2 separate regions of the Homo sapiens genome follow, and region 1 is linked to region 2. The links are chromatin contacts, found by Hi-C or POLR2A ChIA-PET in ENCODE. All regions are on one chromosome and are shown on one strand. Each heading gives the region's core, a stretch centred on a gene start or an enhancer-like site at or near the end of the contact. The rest is flanking DNA. Distances are from core to core; before and after follow the strand shown. Region 1 overlaps PRKCE (protein kinase C epsilon). Region 2 overlaps PRKCE (protein kinase C epsilon).

Region 1 (2,700 bases), core at 26-2,525, 56 kb after region 2:
TACCATTGCCTCTCACTTCTCTGAGACTTTGCCCCCATTGTCCCTAGGATTCCCTTGCTCCTAATCTGTGTCTGCATCAGTGGTTCCCAGATTGCATCCAAGATCTGACTGCCTCAGGGTCTCTGGTTTAAAAAAATACAGATCCTATAATACTTGGGGAGGGGAAATAGGTAAGGGGATGGGTGAAAACAGAATGGTCATGAGTAGGTGATTGCTGGAGATGGATGATGGGCACTTGGAGTTCACTATTCTGTCTACTTTTATGTATGTTTTGCCATAATAATCATAAACACAGATTCCAGAGTAATACTCCTGGAGCTATTGATTCAATAGACCTGATATATGGAGTTCAGGAATTTGTATTTTAAAAAAAGTGTTCTCTAGGTGATTGGGGGACCGTAGCTCAAGAGAATTTCATCCTCAGGACCTCTTCAAGCACTCCAGCTGTGAGCGGCCTCCCCTGACTCCCTCCCCTAGTGGGATCATGCCTCCCTGAGCAACATGACAGTCTCTTTATTGTGCATTTTGCTTGTTCCCTCTGCCACCCTTGGGTTTTTACTTATGATACCTCTTCTGTGATTGAGAACTCCACCTGAGAGTGCTTACCTAGTTGATCTAAGACAGTACCCTACTGGCAGTAGATGATCAATAAATATTTGTTCTTCTAGTCTCTCCTGCCCCAGAGTCTTCTAATCCAGTGGATTGCTACCTCACAGGTATATATTTCTCCAGTCTTTGTTTGAAGCATTTCTAGTATACAAGATATTTTTTTCTGTGACCCTAGAAAACACCCCATTTCCTCTTATCTTTTATTTTATGGATTTATGAGGACCCTGTGGTCTGTGTTCCCATGCTGCCTTTGTATCAAGCTGCAAAAGGCTCTGTGGGGAGGTCTATATGAGGTTGATGGAGAAGCTGTACATATGTGTTTCTGCCTGTTTGCTTCTGGCCATTCTGATCCAGGCAGAGACCATGTTTTATGTGATACAGGGAATTTATGTGGGAGACAGGCAAGACCAAATTTAGGAGGACAAGTGTCATTGCTTAAGTTGAGATAGAATTTTCCAGCCTTCCTGTTGGAATTGATATACAAACTAATTAGCAGCTAATTGGTTCATGTCCAAGAAGTAAGAGAAGTCATTTCTCTGGCTCACACTTGAAAGAGAGCCCAAACAGATAGACACAATCTCCTTTTCCTCTGGTTTCTTTTCCCCCTAGACAGCAGAGGGTGCTGTCTCTGTGTCCCCTGCTGGACACGGGGTGGGGGAAGCAGGGGGAGGGCTGGGTGGGGGTTCCTGTCCCTTGTGCTGTAGTAGAAGAATGCATTAGATCACCTGTTTCCACTTTTCCTAATTATGGCATTTAACCACCTGCCCTCCCCATACACTTGTAGGCACTGTGGGAGGTTTTTGAAGGGTGGGCTTTCCGTCCAAGGTTGATTCAGGGAAATTCCTCCTCCTCAACATGCTGCTCAGTGCTTATGCATGTTAGTCTCCGAGCTGCTCAACAGCAGCAGCTGACTTTCAGAGAATACTCCCTCTGTCCCCATGTCATGAAGGAGAAATTTTGTGATGATGCCTCAGACAGTGAGGGGAGTAGAGGGGCCTGGGAATGGAGTTGAAGGCTTGGCAGCCAGGAAGGTATCTTTTTATTCTTTTGTAATCCAGAAGCCAGGAGCGCTGTGCAGCAGAGGGTGGAGAAAGACGTAGATTCCATAGCCCTGACCAAGTGTCCCCATGTTTTCTGCCTGCATCCTCATCAATAAAGTAGGGATGATAGTTATACCTGTCTCACAAAGTCGTAGGGATTTCATGAGTGAATAGGTCTAAGTAATTTTAAATAAATACCACCTGCCACAGAGTAAGTACTCAGTAAATGTTAGCCAGTCACATACCTCGAATTTACATTACTAAGATACAGTGAAAGAACATTAGAGATTTCTTATCCATCCCGGTCTCCAAAAGGAATGCCTGAAATCACTTTAGAGAAATGAATTATTTCTTGTCCTTTTTTCTTCATTCTTCCCTTCTGATAAAATCGAACTCTTTCTTTTTTGAAATGATAAAGTAGTAGTCATAGGAAAAATAAAAATCTAAGCAGTGAAGAAAGGCGTAAAGTCCGTTTTTCTTCATCAAACTCATAACTACCCAGGGGTAAACAGTTTAACAGTTTCTAGAGAACTTTCTGAGAAATCTTCGTGAGCAACTTACAAAACCTCTTTGTGACTGGTCTCCACTTGTGAAGTTTAGATAGTACCTGCCTTGTCTCTTTCAAAAGGTAGCTGAGAGTGATTGCTGGAAGTCAGACTGTGATAGAGGATATGAAAGCCAGTGGGAAATGACAGAGCGTCTTATCTATGTCACATATCATGAATAATTAACATTTGTCATTTTGAGCATTAAAATTTGGTCTTTATCCACCAGCAGAGAAAGATGTAAGTTATAGACTCTTCCTCCTTAGATTCTCCAAGCCTTTTGATCTCTAATGAGCCCTTATCATCATTCCCTGAGAGTCAGTCTTGCCTTAGTGCCTGTCGTGTGCCCGGTGCCAGAATTGGGCAGAGGGGAGACAAGGAGAAAGGAGGTGCCTCTGCCTTGGCCAAGCCTAGATTCTTCTGTACTCAGGAGGTACTTAGAAAGGGCTTTCCTTGTTGACCATGATGTTTATAAAAAGTCAGATAAGAATCAAGAGCAAGGAACA
Region 2 (2,700 bases), core at 176-2,675:
TGCTCATCATCTTCCTCACTGGGCGTGGTGGTGGGAAGTCCCACCACAGTGGGTGGTTTCCTTGGCATTCATAGCAGAACCCCACACCCTGTCTTCTGATGGCCCTTGGACATGGATCTTGCTGTCTCAGTTGACTATTGCATTGTCCCTCATGGCAGGGTTCTTAAACATTAGTGTTTTTGGATCTCCCAGGGAGCCGGTTAATTGGCAAATTGTAGGTCCCACCCCTTGAGATACAGATTCAATAGGGCTTGGGGATCTGCATTTTAAAATGCAAGGTGGTTATTGGCCACGCTTTGAGAAATACTGCCTGATAGTGGCATAGACACCTACTGTTGGAGAGAGTTGACTTTAGAATCAATCAGCAAATGACTGCCCAAGGCACTGTCCTAAATCTGACTGGATTTGAAAAAGATCTGTAAGCTATGAGCCTTATCCTCAAAAGTGTACGTATGAAATGAGGTAAGCAGTGCAGGATTCGATAGAATCAGATGCCGGGCTGCTGGAGGAGTTCCTAGAAGAATGGAGAGTCAGGGCAACTGGGCATGGGAGGTGGCATTTCACCTGAGCCTGGAGGACTGTAGGATTTGCACTGATGACTCAGAGGGGAAAGAGCATTTCTGATGAGAGGAACAAATTGAGGGGTCACCAGTGTGAGGACAACCTTGAGCTTGGGATTTCAGTCTGAAAGCCTATGTTTCAGTTTAGAGAAAGCCGTAGGCTTTCTAATGTACCTAAAACAGGCACCAAGTCTAGGCAGATGGCCCCAGCCCACTGACAGTGGGTAAGGACATAGCCTTAAGCCATGCTGGAGATGACAACACTCTAGGCTTTTAGAAATTTGGCTCTGAAATAAAGGATGTCTTGGGGCATCCCAAGAGCCAAGACTGCGGTCTGTGAGAGTCCAAACCTGAGTACTTATACCTCAATGTTACTTGTAAAGTAGTTACAGATTTTCCAAGCACTCACTTCCATGTTATCCTTAGATAGGGGCTGTCACCTACCCCATAGGGTTGTAGGGAGGATTAAATGAAATAAATTGGGTAAAGCACTTACCCAACAGCACCAGGCCCATAGCAAGCATTTAATAAATGATAGTGGTGATTAGGGCTCTTCCCCCTACTTTCGTAAGGAGGGGGCTGTGTGCCCGTGTTTGCATATTTGGTATTGTATTCTTCCTTGGTCGGAGTATCTTCCATTCCAACTCCTAATTTTGAAAACATTGCATATAGATCTCTAGCCACCAATCCTTCAAACCTCAAGCAACACCAGAATTGGCTGCTTCCTTCCGAAGATCCTCCCTCCCACATCTAAGGACACCACAGTAACTCAGTCTCTGTCAGCTTCCCCTCCTGTAGCCTTGGGAGCACGCCGAGGCCATGGGCTTAGGAGAGGCAACCTAGCATGCTGGACAGAACCCAGGGCGGGGATCCTGTCTGGGCTCTGCTGCCCAACCACAGGGAGTCCTTTGGCAAATCAACTGCTCTGACCTCCTTTGGAGGCTTGTTGGGAAGATTAGAGATATTATTTCTGGCATAGTGCCATGCACGTATCAGAGGCCAAACAGTAGCCAGATTCATTACTGATGGTATGTTCTGAGGTTTGCACCTTTGCAAACCATTCTGAGACTGCTAGCTTGTTGGCATGCACTGCCTACACCTTAGAGTGATAGCCCTACTATGTGTGGTCTCTGTACATCTTGGTTCTGGGAAGGGGCTACAAATCTGGATTAGACCCAAAGAGTCCCTTCTCGAAAGCAGCCTGTGACCACATGGGTTGTACCTCTGAAGCTGAAGGTCTCACCCTTCCTCTTCCTTCAGACAGGGTCTCCTTTGCTCTGGCTCAGCAAAATCAGAATGACCCTTGATGTCAGGGCTTTCAAGCAGAGCACATTCCCAGCTTCCATCGTCCAGGTGTCCCCATACACCACAGGCCTGCCCATAGCTCATGACACCACACTTCAGGATTTCTTTGATACCTCTAGAGAAACATCAGAATTTTTGAAGCTGGCCTGAAAGGCCAGAGCCTTCTCTGTAGCCTGAAGGATCTGAACTCCTTTCTCATAGAGAAAACAAGGTCCAGGTCTCCTGTGTGAGCAAGAAGCACAAAAGGCCAGGGCTTTGCTTGACTAGACCATACCCCAGGGCAGGCTCTTTTGTGCAGATGCTAACTTGAAACAGGACACTTTGTCCTTCCCAGTCCCTGCCTGCTCCATCCCCACCTCATAACTCCCCTCTTTAGTCCAGGGGGTGCCCTCCCAGACTTAGGGAAGGAGTGTGTGAAATGAAAAACCATTAGAGGTCTCAGCTCAAGGAGGGAATAATATTGTTGTTCGTAAATGTCTGCTGAACATTTGTCATGTATTTGGCATATGCCATATATGTGCGTGTGTATATAGTAGATGGTAAGGTAAATATAAATTACTATATATGGTGTATATGGCACGTTATATATAGTAAGTGTATATACATAAACATAGCCTAACACCATGGAGGCAAACAAGTTATAACAGATATGCATTAATTTAACATCTGTTTATCTTATACCTGCTACATGCAAGGCACAGTCCTAAGTCCTTGAGATCCAGCAGAGAACAAAAGAGCTGGAAACCTGTCCTCATAGAGCTTCAAGTAGTGGCAGAAAGGCAATAACGGATTAAAAAATCCCTGATGTCAGGTGGTGATAACAAATGAGACTGCA

Evidence for each region. Hi-C counts contacts between places; a loop is a spot of excess contacts on that map. ChIA-PET counts read pairs that join two places held with the same protein, here RNA polymerase II (POLR2A). Pooled maps may share reads with other maps.
Region 1: a loop to region 2 is called in a pooled map, with 4 times the contacts of the local background. The contact joins two enhancer-like sites. A Hi-C loop is called at or near these places in 3 of 50 pooled maps. POLR2A ChIA-PET finds 5 or more read pairs at or near these places in 4 of 52 experiments (AG04449, OCI-LY7, SK-N-SH and 1 more).

What each region holds. Positions count from the first base shown.
Region 1 is chr2:46,089,875-46,092,574 of GRCh38, forward strand. All of the region lies in intron 11 of PRKCE (protein kinase C epsilon), which reads left to right. Among named protein-coding and RNA genes, the nearest start is that of EPAS1, 210 kb to the right of the region's middle. Within about 2 kb of position 1,276, at least 2 of the 41 ENCODE cell types and tissues checked have a DNase peak (open chromatin) inside an H3K27ac peak, as active enhancers do.
Region 2 is chr2:46,033,270-46,035,969 of GRCh38, forward strand. The region is part of intron 10 of PRKCE (protein kinase C epsilon); the gene reads left to right. Among named protein-coding and RNA genes, the nearest start is that of EPAS1, 260 kb to the right of the region's middle. Within about 2 kb of position 1,426, at least 7 of the 41 ENCODE cell types and tissues checked have a DNase peak (open chromatin) inside an H3K27ac peak, as active enhancers do.